2 separate regions of the Homo sapiens genome follow, and region 2 is linked to region 1. Evidence: read pairs that join two places in POLR2A ChIA-PET (ENCODE). Cell type or tissue: GM12878. All regions are shown on one strand. Each heading gives the region's core, and the rest is flanking DNA. Links, peaks and the distances in the headings are about the cores only.

Region 1 (6,596 bases), core at 847-5,846:
CTCCCAAAGTGTTAGGATTACAGGTATGAGCCACCATGCCTGGCTGGGGAGTATCTCTTAATGACTTAAGAAAACTTAAAAGAACAAACTCTTCACTATTTGGTCCGTGTGTTTGCTCCAAATTAGTAAAATTTGACCATGAAATAAAAATTGGAGGCAGGTACGAGGAGTTGGCATCCCTTTGGTGGTTGCTAAAGTTGGGCAAGAAGGAAAACAGAAAACAGAGAAGAATGATAGTGAAGTCCACAGTGAAGTGATATTAACAGAAACCAGTGTAGCCGCAACAGGGAAGGCTGGGGACAGAACTCTCAAAGCCATATACTCGCAAGGAAACCACTAACTCCTGCCCATACCAGGCACCCCAGGACTGTGCCCTAGACCCTTAATAATGACAAATTTTTTCAAATCAGTAACCGAGACCCAACAACAAAAGGGTAACCACATATATGAAATGAATACCAACTCAGAAAATCCAGGGCTCCTGGGCATAACTCTCTTGAACCTCAACTTGGGATGCCTGCAGCCTGAATCACTTCTGAGCCCTTTGGGGATGGGGATCAGCCCTGAGTCCAGGCTGGGATTCAGCTCACTAGAAGCACATTCCCCACCCTTTCCTCCTTATCTGTAGGTGGAGGCAGCTGGGAGACTGTGGGTGATCCTCCACTTATTTCCAGTAGGTTCCTTTTGTCACCAGCAGTCTCTCCTCTAAAGCCAAGAGGAGTCAGGGAGAAGAGTCTGTCCTGGGCTGCTCGACTCGTGCTGAGAAGACACCACTTCCAGGAAGCCTGGGCACAAACGACTCTGACCACTTTGCTTTCAGATTTCAGCGAGGACAGACACTGTGGGGTCACTGTGGTTGGTTCTTGTTAAAGTTCTGAATGCTTCCATTGCTTGAAAAGGGAGGTCTTAGAGAACAGGCCAGAAGACAAGTCTTTCTACCTTCCCCAGGAGGAGGAAGTCACAGGTTAGGCCTCAGGGAGAAGAGCTGCTGATCTTTTGCACTGGAATCAAGAAGTCAGGGAGAGGGTGAGAACTGGGGTGGACCCAAGGCCTCTGCCGCCTTTTGTACCTGCGCTGTCCCGTGTTTATTTATCTACCAGTTAGTTTCCCCCAGCATGGTGTGGAACTGGAAGTGCATGTGGGCTCCCGCCGGCCCCAGCCCACTTCCTCCTCTCCAGGGAGACAATAAGGGGAAGGGAAAGCGTGGCACACTAAACCTGCCAGGGACCTGAGGTCCTGGCTCTGCTGCCCCCCTGCTGCCGAGCCGTCGATCGTGGGAAATTCATCCACCTCTCTAACTTTGCCTCTTCCTCCTCCAAACATGGGGAAGAGAACCTCTACAATGGGGTACAGAATTTGGATGATACATGTGTATTTTCCTGAGGAGATGGTTCTGCAGCTTTCGCCAGAGGGCTGAAAGAGTTCCCGGACTCCAAGGGAAAAAAGATCCAGTCTAAGGGCCCTGTTCCGTGGCTCCGAGCAGCACGGCAGACACTTCCTGGGTCTGTCGTTTACTTCAGGCACCTCTCACTCGCACCTCAGACATCTCCTCAGACACCCAGGTCTCCAGCCATCCACAACTATGATTCTTTTTGCTTTAATCAACCTCTGTTTTAGGCTGCTGGGCCAGGAGGTCAAGTTCCCCTGTGGTGACACCACCACCTCTCGCCAACTGGTCACTGTTGTGCACGCCCCACACAGCATGTGTGCCCACCCACAGGGGCAGGTGGATCCAAAGGGTACTGCTGTGAGTTGGGCAGCTAAGACTCTATCTAGCCTTTAAGACTCAGCTCAGCCACGCACCAGACAACCCAGGGTGGGTGTGAGAGAGTAGAAACATCATCTGAAGTTAACCCATTTGTTTCTGGTTTGCTCTACACACCTGTACCAGGCCCCAGCTGCAAACCTCTTCCTACTCTGAGTTCTTGGCTCAGATCCCCTGGCCAGACTGTGAGCTCCCTGAGGGTGGGGGACTGTGCCTGGGGCAGGCTTGGATCACAGGGGCCAAGCGTCTGCCGAGCTGCAGAAGGGCTCTAAAGGAGCGCCAGCAGGCATCAGTGGGTCTCCCAGGTCCCTCCTCTGGCGGGAACACTAGCAATCAGGGCAGGAAGGAATTGTGAGGGGCAGCAAGGAGCTGGCGGTCAGCATCTACCTGTCGAGGCTCAAGGAACAACTGCTCTCCTCCAGTCCAAGCTCTTCTCATTCCCTCACTGTTTGGGTTGCCCCCTCCCCCTTGGGTTAACAAGGCTGGAAAAAAGCCCTATTGCCCTCCCCCAGGGCTGCCATGGGAGGCCAAGGGGCACTTCTGCCAAAAAATGAGAAACGAGTAAGTGAGGGGGTGCTCTCACCCCAAACGGAAGTGAGACAGCCCTGACCGTGAGCGGTGTGACCTTTGCCTGCAGGCCACACAGGAAGAGAGAGGGAGTTACTGTGTCCACTACATACCACTCTGCCTTCTCTGGGGACAAGGAGCCTCCTCTGAATGTTCTTTACCTTCCGAAGATCTTTGCTTTGATCAGGGGCCCTTTTGGCCATCTGGCCAGCCTACAGACCCCCTTCTCAGAATGCTGTCTTAAAATACATCTAACATAGCCGGGTGCAGTGGCTCACGCCTGTAATCCCAGCACTTTGAGAGGCCGAGGTGGGTGGATCACGAGGTCAGGAGATTGAGACCATCCTGGCTAACACGGTGAAACCCCATCTCTACTAAAAATACAAAAAATTAGCCAGGTGTGGTGGCGGGCAACTGTAGTCTCAGCTACTTGGGAAGCTGAAGCAGGAGAATGGCATGAACCCAGGAGGCAGAGGTTGCAGTGAGCCAAAATCATGCCACTGCACTCCAGCCTGGGCGACAGAGCGAGACTCCGTCTCAAAAAAAAAAGAAAAGAAAAAAATCTAAGATACATAGGATTTCTATTGAAACAATTATGTTGAATGCCAGTAGCCAAAAATATTGTAAAATTTGTGATATGGTGATATATGTGCATCTTCATTAATGCATTAAATAACAAAATCTAGGAGGAATCTAATAATCATCTTACTTTTTAAGTGCAGATGAGCTTAAATCATATTTCAAGATACCCACAACAACCATAAAATGATATGAGAAGATCTGATTTCTAGGGTGACAAAGTCACAGGTACTGTTGACACTGCTGTGGTTTGACATTTACATTCATAACGGAAGAAAACACTCAATTTCAGTTGGAGGTTCATGAAAATTAAGGTGTCATTTATTCCCATTCAAGTTCATCAATTCTTTTGAATGCTCTCTGCGGAGCCACTGTAACTGCATCAGACCAATCTGGTTCAGCTTTTTTTTTTTTTTTTTTTTTTATACTTTAAGTTTTAGGGTACATGTGCACAATGTGCAGGTTAGTTACATATGTATACATGTGCCATGCTGGTGCGCTGCACCCACTAACTCGTCATCTAGCATTAGGTATATCTCCCAATGCTATCCCTCCCCCCTCCCCCCACCCCACCACAGTCCCCAGAGTGTGATATTCCCCTTCCTGTGTCCATGTGATCTCATTGTTCAATTCCCACCTATGAGTGAGAATATACGGTGTTTGGTTTTTTGTTCTTGCGATAGTTTACTGAGAATGAGCTTTTATGTAACAAAGATGTGAGTTGTTTCCCAGTTGCCTCAGACCCTCGGGTCACAAAACCTGAGCATGCGCAGATGAACCAAGCCTGCAACCACAGGGGAACCCAAGTGGGGGCTGAATGAAGAATCAGACACTGGGCCAGGCGTGGTGGCTCATGCCTGTAATCCCAGCACTTCGGGAGGCTGAGGTGGGTGGATCACAGGAGGCCAGGAGTTCGAGACCAGCTTGGCTCACATGGCAAAACCCTGTCTCTACTAAAAATACAAAAAGTAGCCAGGTGTGGTGGTGCTTGTCTGTAATCCCAGCTAGCTGAAGCACAAGAATCGCTTGAGGCTGGGCTTGGTGGCTCACGCCTGTAATCCCAGCACTCTGGAAGGCCGAGGCGGGGGAATCATGAAGTCAGGAGATCGAGACCATTCTGACTAACACAGTGAAACCCCATCTCTACTAAAAGTATAAAAAGTTAGCCGGGCGTGGTGGCGGGCACCTGTAGTCCCAGCTACTCAGGAGGCTGAGGCAGGAGAATGATGTGAACCCAGGAGGCGAAGCTTGCAGTGAGCCGCGATTGCGCCACTGCACTCCAGACTGGGCAACGGAGCCAGACTCCATCTCAAAAAAAAAAAAAAAAAAAAGAATTGCTTGAGCTTGGTGGGTGGAGGTTGCAGTGAGCTGAGATTGCGCCACTGCACTCCAACCTGGGTGACACAGTGAGACTCCATCTCAAAAAAAAAAAAAAAAGAAGAAGCAGGCACTGCATGGCAGGATCCAGTCGGATCACTACCCTATGCTTATAAAACGTGACCCAGTCCCCGGCTCAGGGGGACACTGCTTTGGGACTTGTTACAAGTCATAAAATCCCCTTGCTACATCCTCTCTGGTGGCGGTCATTGAACTGATACCCACCAAGTGGCCGAACCCACCAGTTGTGTGGATAACACTACAGGGTTATGAATCTTTTACCCGGGTCCTTCCATGTCACCGGGACAGCTTCTAGAGCAGGGGTTCTCAAGCCTGGCTAACACAAGTATCACGTGGTGAGGGGATGTCCAGTCCCGCTCCTCACCACCTGAATGGAAATCCCCGAGGATGTGCCCCCTGACTCCCCTCGCATCCCATGTTTTCTAAAATTCCCCAGGGGATTTTAGATTCTATCAGGCAGCAAAGTGAAGAGCCAGCAGCAAGGGGAACAGAGTCAAGAGGAGTGAGCCCCACTGGACAAGAGGGCCAGGTGCTAGAGCAAACCTCAGCTCTGCTCCCAAGCCAGACCATCACAGCCCCTCATCAAGACTTCACCTCCTAGGCCCAGCACGGTGGCTCATGCCTGTTATCCCAGCACTTTGGGAGGCTGAGGTGGGAGAATTGCTTGAGTCCAGGAGTTCAAGACCAGCCTGGGCAAGATGGTGAAATCTCGTCTCTATAAAAAAAAATTTTTTAAATTAGCTAGGCGTAGTGGCCTGCAGCTGTTGTTCCAGAAATTCTGGAGGCTGAGGTGGGAGGATCACTTGAGCCTGGGAGATCGAGGATTCAGTGAGCCCTATTGAGGCTTCAGTCAGCCCAATGCAAACAGCATTGCTACACTCCACCCTGGGCGGTAGAGCAAGACCCTGTCTCAAAACAACAACAAGAATAAAAGACTTCACCTACTGGGCACCTTGGGCGACTTCACCTACTGGGTTGGCCAGGCCTTGTGCTGGGCATAGAAAACACCAGAGATGGTGTTGGGAGTGTGTGTGTTGGATCTCTGTGTGTTGACCGTGGTGCCCATCCTCCACCACACCCTTCCTGGCCCTGGGCTGGTGATGTTCTTTCTTGGGTTGGGCCCTTTGAGCTGTCACACCTGCACTCTCTCTTCTGAGCCCCACACCATGGTCCGGCCACAGTCTCTCCTCAACTACCTCACCCCCAGGCCAGGCACCACTCCAGGAGCACCACCTATACTGTGTTCAATGAAAATGACACCCCCTGGAGTTGTGCAAGGAGGTGGCACTGCCCACCCCACCCCCAATTCGTGTAAATTTCCTGAGGGCAAGCTCTGTGTCCAGCCTCCCATCCGATTCTCTAAAGAATTCCTTTCTGTTCTCTGCATCTCAGTTCCCTCGTAGGGGCAGCACAGGGGAATTCCTGTGCGAGTCTTCCAGTTCAGCCATTTAGGATTCTACCCTACAACCCATTCACTTGTTTATTCATTTCAGTCCGCAAATACTTTTTGAGTACCTACTGTGTGGCAGGCATTGCTCTAGGTGCTTGGGCTATATCCATGAACAAAAAGTACCCATCTTTGCCCTCGTGGAGCTTACAATCTAGTAGATAGCAGTGAGGGTGACAGAGACCCAGAACAACACATAATGCCTAAGGAAATTCTACAGCATGCCGTGGGGGAAAGGAGCAAGGTACAAAGGCAGCTGGGAGAGGAGTGCATGTTCCTTCAGTAAGGTGGTCGGGGCGCTCATCCAAGAAGGAAGACTCGCAGGAGGTGAAGGAGGGAGCCAGGTAAGAAGCCCACGCACCAGCCACCAGGCAGTGGTGAAAGCGGAGGCAGAGTGAAAAGCCTCAGGCACACCCTGAGATTAACAAAGAAGTGAGAGAAGGGGCTTTAGGACCTGGAGGTTTAAAGCCAGCAGCAAAGAAAGGACGGAATTCTGTTCTTATTGTATGGAAAAGACAATGACAATGGCACTGGACTGCTCCAGCCAGAGCCAGGGGTAACCAGCCTCCACCCCAGCTGAACAATGGGGGAAGCAAGGCTGAAGGAAGTGAAACCCTTGACCAGAAGCGGGAGAAATCTCCTCCCCACCACCTTCCCCACTCCAGACCAGCAGCTCTGGGCCAAGAGGCCTGATACCCAGCTCCCAGCCCAGGTCATGGTGGGTGAGACACATCATCTGTCCCCTTCCGTGTGCTTTGAACTTACCAATCATATTCCTGCCTCAGGGGCTTGGTGCTTTTTCTCCTCACTAAATCACTACTTCTGCAACTCAATGTCACC
Region 2 (5,000 bases), core at 1-5,000, 150 kb before region 1:
GCAAGGCTGCTAAGCTGTGATATGAAAAGGAACCACATCTGTCTAACTCCAAAGCTTCCATCTTTAAACCCCTTTTAGCTAGGTTTCTGAACAGGGTTGAAAACTTCGTTGAACAAGTGTAGGCTGGCCTTTGGACAAGGGAAGACCACCCTACCTAAAACAGCCCTTCCCTGCCACTCAGCATCACTCTTTCCTTATTCTTTCTAGCATTCATCTCTAAAATTACACCCATTCATCTCACAAAGAATGATTTTGCTTCTGCTATATTCCAGATACTGTGGATGCAGTAGTGAAATAGACTACAATCTCTGCCCTCACCGATCTGACAGGATTTATTTGTTAACCTGTTCCTGTCTCTCCTACCAAATATGAGATCCATGAGGGTAGAAGATTGTCAGTCTTGCTTACTGCATATTTCCAGCACCTAAATAGCCTCTGGTATATGGGTACAACAGACAGCAATGTTTGTCAAAGAACTGCATCCATGACATCCTCAGCATGGCATAGGAAACTGGTCAAACAATTCACCAAAGTGATTTTATTCCCATGCAGAGTTCCTTATAGTGCACTGTCTTAGTACTATTCTACAAATGGCCATTATATAAAGACTTAAATTAAACCTCCATGATATCCTAGTATTTTCTAAATGTTGAAAAAAAAAAAAACAAGTTTAGTCATCAAGAGAGATTTTTCTGTGCAAAAAAAGAAAAAACAAACAAACACACACACAAACACACACACACACCAAAAATCCCCCAGTACCAGATAGCCACAATACTAGAGGAGGGAGTAAATGCATATGAGGAAAAAGGATTCAAAATAAATTTTTATTTGCAAAATTAAATAAAAAAAAAAAAACAGGAACAGAAAACTAGTCCGAATCAGGTTCCTTCTTCTTTCTTCTCGTCCCTTTTGGATGAGTCCCAGACTCTGTTTTTTCTTTGTTGTGTTCAGTTTGTTGTGTCATCCACTCTTTTTCTAGCTGTTTCAGCATGTCTGGAGTGAGGAGTCCTTGCTGCACCAATCTGGAAGCAAGGGACAGCTCTCCTGCATCGGGGCTGGGTGGCTCAGTAGCTTTACTCCCTAGAGCTTTGGTGCCGCGTGTCCTTCTAGCTTGGCTCTTTAAGGTTCCTGACAATCGTGACTGGCTCCCTGATGGAAAGCCCTCCAAATTCAACAGCTTATGCGTCTCAGACATTTTAATCAATTTAGTGATATTGTGCACACCATCTTGGATAATACCATCTAGTTCTTTCTGGAGATCTCGAATAAGGCTGGCATCTGGAAACATATCCATAAATCGGTAGCTGGGAAAAAGACACATTAGCATTATAGCAACAGCTCTTATCGCAGTCACTGGACAACTCTCAATGGCACACCTACATCATGACATTGATAAATTCTAAATGTTCTTTTTGCAAACTCTCTTCAGTGCCTTTGCTCAACCTTGATTTCTGCCCCCACATATCGGAGGAATATGTCATCCTGAGGGTGGGTCAGCACTATACCTCAATAGACTCTGATATACTCCTGGAGAGGGACATGCCCCTCCTTTGAGAATCACTGGCCTAGAACAGGACTTCTCAAATGATAATGTACAAGTGAATCACCCAGGGATCTTGTTAAAATGCAGAATCTGATCAAGTCAGGCATGGGCCTGATACTCCTTAGTTCTAACAAGCTCCCAGGTGATACCAATGCTTTTGGTCCAAGGACCATCCTTTGACCAGCAGGAGTCCAGTGGACCTTCCTTCTCACCTAGCCATCTTAACTAGAATTGCAAGAACTCAAGTCATTTTTGGAATGGGAAACCATTCCATCAGTTGAATTGCCTTTATGGACAATAGACATAATATAGAGCATCTTGCAAATATGTCCATAATTTGAAATAGAAAAACAAATTCATAAAACCTTTAATTTGTCCTACTAGAAAAATGAGAGCACATAAAGGAAAAATGTTGGTACCTTAGCCACAAGTAAAGATCCAAGACATCGTGGACAGCTTCAAGATCCATGAGGTCTTTAATATTCTTAGGTGGAAGTAAAGGCCATTTGATGTATCGGCGTAACCATGCAAAGGTCAGGGGCTCATTCCTGCTATACTGCCTGGCAAACTGAGAGAGAAAGAGGAAAAGGGTTTCAGAGAAGTGTCAGAATTCCCTTAAGTCTATAATTAGAAAGAGAAAAAAAAGAAAGCAAAACAAAACATTGTGGTTGTATTTCAATAGACAGGTGGTTTCTTTTCTCCTTTATACTCTTCTACATTTTAAAGAACATTTAATACTTTATAAGGCCAGGTACAGTGGCTCACGTCTATAATCCCAGCACTCTGGGAGTCTGAAGCGGGTAGATCACTTGAGCCCAGGAGTTCGAGACCAGCTGGGGCAACATGGAGAAACCCCATCCATACAAAAAACACAAAGAATTAGCTGGGCATGGTGGTGTGTGCCTGTGATTCCATCTACTCCTCAGGAAGCTGAGGTGGAGGATTACTGAGCCCAGGGAGGTCAAGGCTGCAGTGCGCCATGATCGTGCCACTGCACTCCAGCAGTGAGACCATTTGGAGAAAGAAAAAACAAAAAAAGATGATTTCCTTCTTTTTCTAAAACCAGGGTAATAATATGTGCAGCAGAAGTTCAAGGGCTACTCTGGGCACACTACCTATAGGGTATCCCTGCTCCACAAGGAGCAGTTAAAAAAAAAAAGAAGCTGTAGAAGGACTAACTTTCCAGGGCCTAAGTCTGTTAACTCTTATTTAGGAATATGTGATGTTCTAAAGCTATGGACAGACAGTACCTGAAGACTCCTATTTCTATCTCATATGTAATAGTCCTATAACCTCAAATACGAGCTTAAGTTTCTCTATCTTGTTAATGTCCTCCCTTATTTTTTATTTTTTTGAGACGGAGTCTCGCTCTGTTACCCAGGCTGGAGTGCAATGGCACGATCTTGGCTCACTGCAACCTCCGCCTCCTGGGTTCAAGTGATTCTCCTGCCTCAACCTCCTGAGTAGCTGGGATTACAGGCGCCCGCCACAACACCCAGCTAATTTTTGTATTTTTAGTGCAGACGGGGTTTCATCATGTTGGTCAGGCTGGTCTCAAACTCCCGACCTTGTGATCCACCCGCCTCGGCCTCCCAAAGTGCTGGGATTACAGGCGTGAGCCACCGCACCTGGCTGTCCTCCCTTATTATATAGAAACCCTCTGAGGTGGCCTGGTGCAAGGCTGGTCAGAAGTCAATCTTGGATCTGCCTCCTGCGAGCTGTGTGGCTTTGGCCAAGTCAACACTCTTTGCTTCAGCTTCCTCACTGGTAACGTGAGACATCACAGCCCTGTCTTGAACCACAAGACACTGCTGGGGAATGTGCTTTCAAAACCATGTTGCATCCCAGAATTAGGCAATATTATACATCACCTGTACTACAGAAGATAGACATACAACCACACAGTAAGACCCCTCAAGCAAGAGTTTAAATAAAATCTTCAGCTTCAAGATTCAAGCTGATTTCAAATGATTCATTTCCTGATTAGGGGAAATTATCTCTAAATGCTTAACCTAAGCAAGGTTAATACTTCAGAGAGGAAGAGCAGTTTTAGATCAATTGTAGTTAAATAATGCCACAATTTTGTTAAATTCAGTCTGGTCCACTCTGCTAAGTTTAATAAATGCCAAGTAGGATAGCCATAAAGGGTAGAAATGTGACCACACTACCTGCTAGGCAGGACAGGCCAAGCATGAGTTCTCAAGTTATCTTATAAAGGCAGTGGCTCTATTTTTTTTGGCCACAAACAACTAGTGGAAGCCCAATACATAAAAGAGCTAAGTAAGGAGCTATGCAGAGAGAGCAGGGAGAGATGCCCGCCCATCCATCCATCCATCCATCCATCCATCCAGCAGCTGGCCCTAAAGGAGCTCCATGGAGCACAGCTTCCAAATCACAGTCCTAAGGGGCATCCTAAGTCATTAATGTGATTGAGCTCTTTCATAGTTCAGTAATGACAAAGATCAGGAAAAAAGGAAAAGCCTCTAGATTTCATATTCTAATTTTTAAACAGAAAACACACGGAGCGGCCGGGTGTGGTGGCTCATGCCTGTAATCCCTGCACTTTGGGAGGCCAAGGCGGGTGGATCACTTGAGGTCAGGAGTTTGAGACCAGCCTGGCCAACATGGTGAAACCCCATCTCTACTAAAAATACAAAAAATTAGCCAGGCATGGTGGCGGGCACCTGTAATCCCAGCTACTCGGGAGGCTGAGACAGGAGAATCGCCTGAACCTGGGAGGCGGAGGTTGCAGTGAGCCAAGCTCATACCACTGCACTCCAGCTTGGGCAACAGAGTGAGACTTCATCTCAAAAAGAAAACACACCACGCATCATGGCGCACACCTGTAGTCCTAGCTACTCAGGAGGCTGAGGTGGAAGGATCGCCTGAGCCCAGGAGTTTGGGGTTACAGTGAGCTATGATTGTGCCACTGCACTGCAGCCTGGGCAACATAGTGAGACCTTATCTTAAGAAAACAAGCAACTGTTGACCTGCATGTTCCAGAGACTCCCTACACCTTAGTAAAGAGCTTCTATTCACTAGAATAGCTGTTTAAAGGATGGTGTGAATGGTGCCAAGGCCATGGGACTGAGTTCCACTCAGGTCAGTTTACAGCAGTTCAAGACTGTTCCATAAACTTCAACCTTATGCTAGCTAAGTTTTTCACAAATGCCAGCTCTAAGAAACATATTTTCTAGGTAAACATCTGGACATGGAAGATCTCTAACACATATTATTAAGAGAAAAAGAAAAGGCAAGTTGTGAGTAATTCATTAAGATAACGTTGATAGGGCTGGGCACAATGGCTCATGCCTGTAATCCTAGCACTTTGGGAGGCTGAGGCAGGTGGACTGCTTGAGCTCAGGAGTTCGTGACCAGCCTGGGGAACATGGCGAAACCCTGCCTCTACAAAATATACAAAAATTAGCCAGGCATGGCACATGCCTGTAATCCC

Evidence for each region. ChIA-PET counts read pairs that join two places held together with the same protein. Peaks named below come from ENCODE experiments on the same cell type or tissue, not always from the same donor. Only the 100,000 strongest peaks of a DNase experiment are listed, where the experiment ranks them.
Region 2: POLR2A ChIA-PET joins it to region 1 with 9 read pairs; 6 of 35 experiments call an interaction of 5 or more read pairs at or near these places.

What each region holds. Positions count from the first base shown.
Region 1 is chr10:69,052,039-69,058,634 of GRCh38, reverse strand. No RefSeq gene overlaps it. Among named protein-coding and RNA genes, the nearest start is that of SRGN, 33 kb to the left of the region's middle. RefSeq lists enhancers at 915-1,114, 1,525-1,704, 1,915-2,064, 4,624-4,783, 4,913-5,412 and 3 more and a silencer at 3,724-3,773. In GM12878, for the core only: a CTCF peak has its summit at 1,241; no DNase peak of the experiment used is centred there; H3K27ac peaks cover 4,724 bases.
Region 2 is chr10:69,204,907-69,209,906 of GRCh38, reverse strand. It overlaps SUPV3L1 (Suv3 like RNA helicase), which reads right to left. Exons shown (of 15, transcript NM_003171.5): 14 at 1,966-2,114; 15 at 814-1,307. The coding sequence ends at 872. Among named protein-coding and RNA genes, the nearest start is that of HKDC1, 13 kb to the left of the region's middle. In GM12878, for the core only: no CTCF peak of the experiment used is centred there; no DNase peak of the experiment used is centred there.